Linked DNA regions of Homo sapiens: all the other regions are linked to region 3. The links are chromatin contacts, found by Hi-C or POLR2A ChIA-PET in ENCODE. All regions are on one chromosome and are shown on one strand. Each heading gives the region's core, a stretch centred on a gene start or an enhancer-like site at or near the end of the contact. The rest is flanking DNA. Distances are from core to core; before and after follow the strand shown. Region 1 overlaps SLC30A7 (solute carrier family 30 member 7). Region 2 has its middle 32 kb from the start of LINC01307. Region 3 overlaps DPH5-DT (DPH5 divergent transcript). Region 4 overlaps SLC30A7 (solute carrier family 30 member 7).

Region 1 (2,700 bases), core at 16-2,515, 150 kb after region 3:
CGTGTTGTGATCCTAGTTTTTCTTTACTTCATATGCTTTCCACTATTTTCAAAATTTTCTACCATGATCATATTTTATAATCAGAAAACTATTAAAAATTTTCTTACAAAGAATATGTCATATGCATAATACAAACAAAAATATTATGAAAAATAAAATAAAATAATCTCAGAATAAAAGAAAAAATCCAAAAGAAAACCCACAAAAATATTAACATGGGTCTCTTATGGTAATTTTTCCTTATCTTTTTCTATATTTTACCAAGTTTCTTTGTCAACATAATTATTCCCATAATTAAAAAAACTACTTTTAAATATGCAATTTCATTAAATCCTCAGCCTCTTCTCTAAATAGCCACATAGCATGTTCATGCTCTACCTGAAAACTGACCAATGGAGGGCACTGTCTTCCCTAGAGCACTATTAAGAAGCGCCGTTTTCTCTCCTACACTCCAGTACTGTTGGGGCTTGTGGTGAGGCAGATGTCCTTCTTGCTTGTCACTACCACTATTTATCACAGTTCCTACTACTTCTTCCCTACAGCACAGTTTCCTTAAGGCCCGTGCCATTAGATCATTACACCCTCTACCCATCTTGATTACCAGGGTTACAATTCCTGATTGCCCCCCTTCAGTCACTGAAAAATTTGGTAATGGGCTTATTATCTTTCCACCTCTACTCTTTTCATTATTCTTGATTTAAATTATCCATGTGGGCAATCCACCCATCATCAGGTCTCTATATGCTAAGCTTATCTTCTGCCCCTATAATCACACCTTAAGCCTTAAGATCTCAATTCCAAGCATCTCATAATCTGAACAACCCTTTCTATTTCTGGATCAATTCCCCTAATACCTCCATTCTTAATACTTCTTCCCAAACAGGGAAGATAGGCTCAGTGGATTAGATTGACCCTATCTTAGGCCACTAAGTGGATTAGACCACTGAACCTAACACTTTTTTTTAAAGCATGCATCAATTACCTTTATATCTTAATTTCTCACCACTCTAATCCCTGCCTTGCCCCTTTCTCACTGTCAGTACTCACCTGACAAAACCCCAAACCTGTTAAATCTAACTCTCTGTCTATTCCATACCTCTTACCAAGTAGCTGAACAAGACTGAAGAAAAACACAACTATTCTGGTTGTTTGCACTTTAAATTCATGACCACAAACCTCAAAGTGGGCCCTCTGTGCTGCCAGGCAATCACACTGCTCCCCTTTACAGCAAAAGGCTTTGAAAAGGAGTTGACTTAGTTGCTATCTCCATTTCCTCCCCTCCCATTCTCTCTCGAAGCTACTCTGTCTGATCAGGCTTTCATTCTCATCACTCTTCTTAGTCCCAGCAGCATTTAGCAGAGTTGATTAGTCCTTCCTGTTTAACAGGTTTCTTTACAAGGCTTCTAAAACAACATATGGTTGTATCTTTCTTCCCACCTCGCTGGTCATTCCACTTTACTCTTCTTGGTTGCACCTGCCTCCTGACCAACCCCAGGGCTCAGTTCTCAGGCCTCCCCTCCTCTATCAATACTCGGTCTCAGAATAAACTGTCTATTAAATATGGCTTTAAACAACATATATAATCTGATGACACCCAAATTTCTATCTTCCACCCCAACCTGCTCCCTGAACTCTAGAGATGCAGATATATAAACATGTATCTACCACTCTCTGCCCTGCTCATTGCGCTCCAGTTACACTGCCCTTCTTGTCATCCTTGTATCTGGCATGCTCCTGCCTCAGTGTGTTTATACTTGAAGTTCCCTCACCAGGGATATTCTTCCTCTGAACAGTCCCATATTCCTCTCCTCCACCATTTAGTCTCTGCTCCAATATTACCCTATGCAGAAGACTTTCCAAGCCCTTCTAAAATAGCATCTTAGCCTACTCTATGGCATTTGTCACCAACTGACAGTCCATTATCTATTTGCATGTTCGTTTGCTTTATTGACTGTCTCCCTATTAAAATGTAAGCTCCATGAGGGTAGGCTATTTGCCTGGCACAGAGTGGGTACTAAAACATTTGTTGAATTTTAAGATACATGAAACTTTTCTGTTACCTTCAAAGGGTGGGCTTATGAGAACCTTTTAATAGGTAAGTTATACATTTCAGTAATGTTTAAAATTTTCACAATAAGAATGTTAATATAGTTTAGATATGTGTGCCTGCCCAAAACTCATGCTGAATTGTAATCCCCAGTGCTGGAGGTGGGGCCTGGTGGGAGGTGTTTGGATCATGGGGACAGATCCCTCATGGCTTGGTGCTGTCTTCACAATAGTGACTTATTTCCAGATTTAGTCATTGTTTTTTCTCTCTCTCTCTTTCACCACGCTACATGCCTGCTCTGCCTTCACCTTCCACCATGACTGTAAGATTCCTGAGGCCTCCCCAGGAGCTAAGCAGATGCCAGCACTATGCTTTCTGTAAAGCCTACGGAACTGTGAGCCAATAAAACCTCTCTTCTTTATAGACTACCCAGTCTCAGGTATATCTTTATAGCAATGCAAAGTATTACTTTGGTTATCAGAAAAACAAGAGCAAATAATAAAAATATCAAAGCTTAACAATAACAAAAAGAAATCCAATCATATGACCTGAAACTATGTATCTATGTAAGTTACAGAGAAGTTTATAAGTAGGTCAGTAGGACCTAGACAAGGATGACAAATAAGTTTTACCTTGGAAGCCTACTGTAGTTG
Region 2 (2,700 bases), core at 195-2,694, 210 kb before region 3:
ATTTTTAAATAATAAACTAAATAAACTGGACATGGTGGCTTATGCCTATAATCCCAACACTTTGGGAGGTCAAGGTGGGAGTATCGCTTGAGGCCAGGAGCTCAAGACCAGCCTGGGCAACACAGCAAGACCTTGTATCTAGAAACAAACTTTAAAAATTAGCCCAGTAGGCCGGGTGCGGTGGCTCACTGCTGTAATCCCAGCACTCTGAGAGGCTGAGGTGGGCAGATCACCTGAGGCCAGGAGTTCGAGACCAGCCTGGCCAACATAGTGAAACCCCCTCTCTACTAAAAATACAAAAATTAGCTGAGTGTGGTGATGGGCGGCTGTAATCCCAGCTACTTGGGATTACAATTGTCCTGCTGAGGCAGGAGAATTGCTTGAATCCAGGAGGTGGAGGTTGTGGTGAACAGAGATGGTGCCACTGCACTCCATCCTAGGCAACAGAACAAGACTCCATTGAAAACAAACAAACAAACAAAAAACAAACAACAAAACAAACAAAAACAAACAAACAAAAAACCATAGCCCAGTATGGTGACATGTGCCTGTGGTCCCAACTACTTAGGAGGCTGAGGCAGGCAGATCCCTAGAGCCCAGGAGGTTGAGGCTACAGTGAGCTATAATTGTGCCATCCAGCCTGGGTGACAGAGTGATAAATAAACTAAATAGGTAAACTCAATAAACACATAAACTAAATAAATTGATTTCCTCACTTGGTTCCTTATGGAGGCTCTTCATAGACAGCTGTCAACCTCTTACTGTGTTGGACACTGAAAGAGGAATGGATGGTTTCCATGGTCCCTGCTGTCAAGAAGCGTACATTAGAAGGGAATACTTACTCAAGCAAACATGCTTCATTACCAGCAAAAGTGAAATACTATGACATGTGAGAAGAAAGCAAGCCATCTTTTTGATTTGAAGAATAAGGAAAAGCATCATAGGAAAAGTAGCATCTTAGTTGGCCGTTGGAGGAAAAACAGAATTTTAATAAGGAAAGAAAGGCATAAAAAGAGCAATCCAAGCTGAATAAGAATAACAAAGTCATGGAGATGTGAAAGTGCAGGGTAAGTTCAGGAAATAGGAAACTGCTGTGTGGTTAAAGCAATGGGCACGTGGGAGATGGTGGTGGAAGATGCAACCCGATCAGGCAGGAGCACAAACATCAGACTCTGGATTGCATCAGACCCAGGAGAGTGTTTTCAGTCAGATTTTCAACAATGACAGCCTTGTTAGAATAAGTGGGTGGCTTCCCCTGATAACTACTTTGAAGGACAACATTCACTGAGGTGCTTAAGTTCTAGGACTGCTTAAAACCAAATCAGGTCCCATTGCTTGATAATTACAGCTGATAAAATCATGTCTCTGTACAGGAAAATTTAGCACCAATTAGTTAAATCATCAGGCTTCAGAGCAGAGTCATCAGCAAAGCCACAAAGGAGGAAGAGGCTTAGTCCTGCTGGGCAGTCTGGCAAATGAAGTTACTAAGTATAAACATAAAGTCTTCCAGGCACTCCCCTTGGGAAAATCTGTTTCTCGCTTGGGGGAACTGGAGAGGTCTCTCCTAGGATCAGGAGTTACAGGGGATGAGGATGGTGGGGGTAGGGGTGCATGGACTGAGTTTGGGAAGGACCTAGCATCGTGGAGTGCTCAGGTGCAAAGGAGAGAAATCAGGAAAGAAGCCCAGTTTATCTCTAGCACCAAGGTAAGATGGAAATGGTGGGGGCACTGAAGGAAGATTGCAACTTGTTCAGCCTCTGGGTGCCCAACATGCATACCAAAGCCTCAAGATAGAGCACCCATGACAGCACAACTAATTCCAAATGCTACAAGCTTGTGGTTCAAGGCTACCAATAAAATACCCTTAGTCCCACCCACAAAGTTTCTAATTTAGTGAGCTAAATTAGACCTGAGATGGGCTGAGAATTTGATTTTCTAAGAACTTCTGAGGTGGTGCTGATGCTGCTAGTCTAAGAACCTCCGACCTAGAACTTATGAACCACAGCCCTCAGGTGACATGTTTAGTAGCTGAATCTGAGAGAAACTGCAAAGGGTAGGAGTTGACAGTTTCCAGCTCAGACTACCTGAGGGGGATCTGTATGCTCCAGAGACTGATAAACATCAAAACAAGCAACAATCCAAGACAGATAGTGATCATGCAATAAAAAGAAGGCAGAAAGGGAAGGTTAAAGGAAGGAAGCAGAGAAGGAATCTGGGCCATTTGCCTGGAGACAACCACCCAGTAGAGCAGAAAGGAGCTGCATCACTAGCCAGTCACTCGGAAGCTACAGCTCTGTTGTCACCTGGCTGCATCTAGAATCATCTACGGAGCTTTCCAAAAATGCCAGGTGCTAAGCCTCACCCCCCCAAACAAATTAAATCAGAATCCTACAGATGGGGCTCTGACTGTGGGAGTTTCTGAAAGCTCCCAGATGATTCAAACGTGCAATTAGGGTTGAGAGTCGCTGTTCTAAGGGAAATTTGATCCTGTTTAAAGAAAGAAAGAAAGAAAAAATCCAATAGAGAAATCTGTGGAAGAAGCAGTCTATCTCTACTTAACTTAAAATGTAACAAGATTTCTAAAGTGATTGCTCCTCACCTTCTTACTCTATCCTTCCCAAACCTTCAAATTCGTTTACAGCTGTGGATACATCCAGCACTGTGCCTGAGCAGTTTCTTTCTTATTTATTTATTTATTTA
Region 3 (2,700 bases), core at 197-2,696:
CAATTAAAAGTCTTCCTGAAAAGGCAACCTTAACATAAAGACTTCAGGATAAGAAAGAGTTGTACAGATTAAAGGAATGAAACAGGGTTGGGAGGAAGAGAATTCCATGCAAGAACATGCAGAAACAACATCTCATAGGTAGAAAGAGCGAGGCCACTGACAAAAGTTCATTCAGGGAAGATGGCAGAGATGAAGCTGAAAAGGCAGGCAGGCAGAAGCCAGAAAGAGGACTTTGCAAGGCCCATGCTCCAGTGGGCCTTCCTTTTAGGGAAATGGAAAATCAACAAAAGATTTTAAGAAAGGAGTGGCATGCTCAGATCAGATCTGTGATTAAGAAAGTTTACTCTAGATACCCCTTGGAAATCATATTAACACACATTGTGTACCGCCACTACTACTTCCAGATGTATGCCCTCCACTGACTTTTACAGGTAAATGTGGAAACTGATTACGGGGTTTACCTAAGAAAACTAGTTTTGCACTCTCAGATTTCAAAATACAGTAATGAAAAACACAAAGCCTTTCCTCTTAAAATCTTGGAGTGCATGTTAGGGTATTCTTTAAACTTTGGTAACCATAAGAAGCAAATTACTTTGGAGTACTCCATTTCAAAAATGTTGTATAATACATGAAATGTGATATTACAGCATTACTGATCCACTTTATGATGTTTTAAAAAATGTACTTATTTAAATACAGAAATATGATCAATGAATACAGCATTATATAATCACCAAGAGAACTTACTAGAGTTTTCATAATGGTCTCTTGGCTCTTCTTCTGCTGATATTGGCACCAAAGAAATTAGGTTATAACTATTGTTTCTTTTTGTGGCTGAAGAGACATTTCCAAGTACAGAATGAATGGAGTTCATTCAGAAGCCTTGCAAATGGGCTGTGGCCCCTTTTTTTATGTATAATAGGCCCAGCAAGGATATTTAGGACAAAACCAAGTTTTATTTTTAACCAGTTGGCAAGGTCTTCACATTTTAAAGGAGCTCCACACGCTAGATTTACTTAGGCTTATCTGTTCTTTCATCACAATTTCTATAGAAGAATATTAAGGATGCCAGAGAGTTGCCCACTTAGGGAAGGCAGATAGTTTTTTTAAAATAACAAGATAAATCATATGTTGCTTAAAACCTAAATTACAGAGGACATAGGAATTTCCAGTAGACTAAACTTGTCACAGTGACATGAAACAATAATATTTGAGGAAAAAAAAAAAAGAAAAAAAGAGCTTAGTGGAGAAGCAAGTCACTGGGAAAGGGAAAAAGCTTAAAAGTCACGCATATTTAAAGAAAACTAATGTTTTGTCATTGTTTCAGCCACATCTGAGTACATTAGAATTTAACGTACTTAAAAAAATTTTTAAAGGCAAAACATACAACAGTTGGGAGACAAAGTGGTTGTAACCCACTTCCTCCACACCCTCTTGATACTTAACATTGATACTTTGTGTGGTCTTTGGCTTATGCAGTATCCTGTCTCATTATGACTGGACTATTAAGAATCAAGTAACTGTCCCTGGGCGTGGTGGCGGGTGCCTGCAGTTCCAGCTACTCGGGAGGCTGGGGCTGGAGAATCCCTTGAGCTCAGGGGCTCGAATCTAGTCTGGACAACATAGTGAGACCCCCCGTCTCTAGAAAACAAACAAACAACAACCAAAAACACCCAAACACAAACACACAAAAGAATCCAGAATCAAATAATGGTCATCAACAATACAATATCCAACGGTAGTTCCTTTTTTTTTTTAAACGCACAGAACAACCTTTTGAAGGTGCCAAATTTAAAGATGGTAAAGTAACAGAGAAGTAAACTGTAACCTAATTGCTATGGCTTCAGAATAACCCAGTCAAAAGACTTTCAACATGAAAGGAAAGGAATTTAAATTAGTTGCCCTTGAGTTCAATATTTAAAGGTTCTGTATTTTTTTTCCTACTTTAGCAAGGGAACAAATATAGTCCTAGATTGGTCCAGGGGTGTATCTCCCCTTCTCAAAGTAATTTGCAGGTTGGACTACAAAGGAGATATAGTAACCCAATGAAAACAGTAGAAGCAAGACAGGTTCTTGGCATCTGCTTATGCTGCCGCCTGTATTTCTGCCCATGTTGGCTCAGGCCAAACAGTGCAGCATCCAGTGGACGGCTGAGGGACCTGTGTCCTCCACACTTCGCTCACCAGCAGGGAGTCATTATTACTCCTTCACATTGGGTACTTTTGAAGCACTTGATAGAAGCTCTTCTTAATGGAAATACTGAGGATTAAAGAACAATTCTGAGACTCAATCATTCTGAAGGGAAAAAAACACAATTGTCTAAGTCAGGGGAAACCATCTCTGACAGATGTTCTGCTAAAAGAGAAGACAGCTCCTCTTTTCTACATGATTCTCGAGGGCTAAAGGCTGCAGAGAGATACTGCTAATTAATTCCTCCATGTTTTCATGAAGGAAATATTTATCAAACATATCTAGAGCCATATTTTATAAGTAGTGTTTAGTTACTGTGTGTATATTCTAAGCATTTTATTATATAATAATATATACTGTGGAAGTAATAGTATTTACCTCACTGGGTTGTGGAGAGTATCTAACTCAGTGAGTTGTGAGATAATAAACATAAAGTGCTCATAAGCCATAATCCTGGTGCACTGCAATTGCTCAGTAGATGGTCATTCATGTTATTGGTGTTATGGAAGC
Region 4 (2,700 bases), core at 134-2,633, 130 kb after region 3:
GACTGAGGAGTTGGTCTATAAATCCCATTTCCCTTCTTCCCCTCCAGTGGGATAACTCTGAAACATGACTCCTACGCTGGCTCCCCGAGTTACTCAGCAACTTAAGCTCCTGTTGCCTATAGTGGTAACTTAATTGACACTGAACCCGATGCTGGCTCCTTCCCTTCCCTGTCTCACTTCTCCACTCCTCTACAGGTGTTTGTTAGGATCACCTCCCAGATAAACTACTTGCACTTGAATCCATGTCACAGGGGGACATGAATCATGTCTCTAGGGCAACCCAAACTAAAATAGGATTTCATCAACATAGTGAGTGCTTTTAACTAGTCGGGGTTAAAGTTATAAAAGTGACTTTGTGGGCTCTTTCAGAGAACTTTGCCTACAGTAAAGTCCTGATTTTAGGAGAAGCTGATTTTTAAAGTGTATAAAAGGACCAGCCCACAGAAAAAAATGCAAAAGCTCAGGAAAACATCAACAGTAAAAATAACCCCAGTGGACCTTGGCAAGAGGCAGTGATAGAAAACAATGTGAAAGTTTTCTGCCATCATAGAGCTGACTGGTACAGTCAAATGACATGACCAAAAACAAATCTCTGACACCCAATTTCCATTCTGGGCCCAAACTCCATGCTGACTTCCAAAGTTACATGTTTAAGTAAACCTAAATTGTGAAATAAAAACAAAGAAAAAGAACTCTTATTTAACTGATTACCTAAAATACAAAATTTTAAATAACACTGTGAGAATATATTTTTTATTGAATATCTCAAAGTAAGTTAATTGCTACTTACACTGGATGCTAACCATATTAAAATATTTAGTTGCTGAGGTATGACTGGAATTCATGTTTCCAAAGGATTAATTAAGCAAAACAACAGATTAATTTAAGGGCAGGCTATACCCAGTGGTGGAGAGTTTGAAATTAACATACAGATTAAGAGTGACCATTAAAACTAAAGAACCACTGCAGCTCCCAGCGTGATCGACGCAGAAGACGGGTGATTCCTGCATTTCCAACTGAAGTACCTGGTTCATCTCACAGGGCCTGGTTGGACAGTGGGTGCACCCTGCAGAGAGCGAGCTGAAGCAGGGTGGGGCATCACCTCACCCAGGAAGTGCAAGGGGTTGGGGGATTTCCCTTTCCTAGCCAAGGGAAGCCATGACAGACTGTACCTGGGAAAAGGGGACACTCCCACCTACATACTGCACTTTTCCCATGGTCTGAGCAACCGGCAGACCAGGAGATTCTCTCTCATGCCTGGCTTAGTGGGTCCCATACCCACAGAGCCTTGCTCACTGCTAGTGCAGCAGTCTGAGATCGACCTGCAATGCTGCAGCCTGGCTGGGGGAGGGGCATCTGTATTGCTGAGGCTTGAGTAGGTAAACAAAACAGCCAGGAAGCTCAAACTGGGAGGGGCCCACCGCAGCTCAGTAAGGCCTACTGTCTCTACAGACTCCACCTCTGTGGGCAAGGCATAGCTGAACAAAAGGCAGCAGAAACTTCTGCAGACTTAAACGTCCCTGTCTGATAGCTCTGAAGAGAGCAGTGGTTCTCCTAGCATGGTGTTTTGAGCACTGAGAACGGACAGACTGCCTCCTCAAGTGGGTTCCTGACCCCCATGAAGCCTAACTGGGAGACACCTCCCAGTAGGGGCTGACAGACACCTCACACAGGCGGGTGCCCCTCTGGGATGAAGCTTCCAGAGGAAGGATCAGGCAGCAATATTTGCTGTTCTGCAGCCTCCGCTGGTGATACCCAGAAAAACAGGGTCTGGAGTGGACCTACAGCAAACTCCAACAGACCTGAAGCTGAGGGACCTGACTGTTACAAGGAAAGCTAACAAACAGAAAGGCATAGCATCAACCTCAACAAAAAAAGACATCTACACCAAAACCCCATCATAGACCAAAGGTAGATAAAACCACAAGATGGGGAGAAACCAGAGCAGAAAAGCTGAAAATTCTAAAAACCAGAGCGCCTCTTCTCCTCCAAAGGATCGCAGCTCCTCACCAGCAACAGAACAAAGCTGGACTTAGACGAGTTGACAGAAGTAGGCTTCAGAAGATCAGTAATAACAAACTTCTCCAAGCTAAAGGAGCATGTTCTAACCCATCACGAGGAAGTTAAAAACCTTGAAAAAAGGTTAGATGAATGACTAACTAAACAGTGTAGAGAAGACCTTAAATGACCTAAGGGAGCTTAAAACCATGGCATGAGAACTTCATGACGCATGCACAAGCTTCAATAGCCAATTTGATCAAGTGGAAGAAGGGTATCAGTGATTAAAGATCAAATTAATGAAATAAAGCAAGAAGACAAGTTTAGAGAAAAAAGTAAAAAGTAACAAAGCCTCCAAGAAATACAGGACTACGTGAAAAGACTAAATCTACGTTTGACTAGTATACCTGAAAGTGACAGGAAGAATGGAACAAAGTTGGAAAACACTCTTCAGGATATTATCCAGGAGAACGTCCCCAACCTAGCAAGGCAGGCCAACATACAAATTCAGGAAATATAAAGAACACCACAAAGATAGTCCTCGACAAGACCAACCCCAAGACACACAATTGTCAGATTCGCCAAGGTTGAAATGCAGGAAAAAAATGTTAAGGGCAGCCAGAGAGAAAGGTCGGGTTACCCACAAAGAGAAGCCCATCAGACAAACAGTGGATCTCTCAGCAGAAACCCTAAAAGCCAGAA

What was found. Hi-C counts contacts between places; a loop is a spot of excess contacts on that map. ChIA-PET counts read pairs that join two places held with the same protein, here RNA polymerase II (POLR2A). Pooled maps may share reads with other maps.
Region 1: a loop to region 3 is called in a map of naive thymus-derived CD4-positive, alpha-beta T cell, with 6 times the contacts of the local background. The contact joins two enhancer-like sites. A Hi-C loop is called at or near these places in 1 of 168 maps with a recorded cell type or tissue (naive thymus-derived CD4-positive, alpha-beta T cell) and 6 of 50 pooled maps. POLR2A ChIA-PET finds 5 or more read pairs at or near these places in 2 of 52 experiments (CD4-positive, alpha-beta memory T cell and activated naive CD4-positive, alpha-beta T cell).
Region 2: a pooled map shows a loop between it and region 3 (4-fold over the local background). The contact joins two enhancer-like sites. A Hi-C loop is called at or near these places in 9 of 50 pooled maps. POLR2A ChIA-PET finds 5 or more read pairs at or near these places in 3 of 52 experiments (CD4-positive, alpha-beta memory T cell, activated CD8-positive, alpha-beta memory T cell and activated T-cell).
Region 4: a loop to region 3 is called in a pooled map, with 4 times the contacts of the local background. The contact joins two enhancer-like sites. A Hi-C loop is called at or near these places in 3 of 50 pooled maps. POLR2A ChIA-PET finds 5 or more read pairs at or near these places in 3 of 52 experiments (activated CD4-positive, alpha-beta memory T cell, activated T-cell and naive thymus-derived CD4-positive, alpha-beta T cell).

Annotation. Positions count from the first base shown.
Region 1 is chr1:100,926,061-100,928,760 of GRCh38, reverse strand. The region is part of intron 8 of SLC30A7 (solute carrier family 30 member 7); the gene reads right to left. Among named protein-coding and RNA genes, the nearest start is that of SLC30A7, 31 kb to the right of the region's middle. Within about 2 kb of position 1,265, at least 4 of the 41 ENCODE cell types and tissues checked have a DNase peak (open chromatin) inside an H3K27ac peak, as active enhancers do.
Region 2 is chr1:101,290,320-101,293,019 of GRCh38, reverse strand. No RefSeq gene overlaps it. Among named protein-coding and RNA genes, the nearest start is that of LINC01307, 32 kb to the left of the region's middle. Within about 2 kb of position 1,444, at least 3 of the 41 ENCODE cell types and tissues checked have a DNase peak (open chromatin) inside an H3K27ac peak, as active enhancers do.
Region 3 is chr1:101,080,482-101,083,181 of GRCh38, reverse strand. The region is part of intron 3 of DPH5-DT (DPH5 divergent transcript); the gene reads right to left. Among named protein-coding and RNA genes, the nearest start is that of DPH5-DT, 56 kb to the right of the region's middle. RefSeq lists a silencer at 1,438-1,517. Within about 2 kb of position 1,446, at least 2 of the 41 ENCODE cell types and tissues checked have a DNase peak (open chromatin) inside an H3K27ac peak, as active enhancers do.
Region 4 is chr1:100,948,379-100,951,078 of GRCh38, reverse strand. The region is part of intron 8 of SLC30A7 (solute carrier family 30 member 7); the gene reads right to left. Among named protein-coding and RNA genes, the nearest start is that of SLC30A7, 54 kb to the right of the region's middle. RefSeq lists an enhancer at 1,254-1,303. Within about 2 kb of position 1,383, at least 7 of the 41 ENCODE cell types and tissues checked have a DNase peak (open chromatin) inside an H3K27ac peak, as active enhancers do.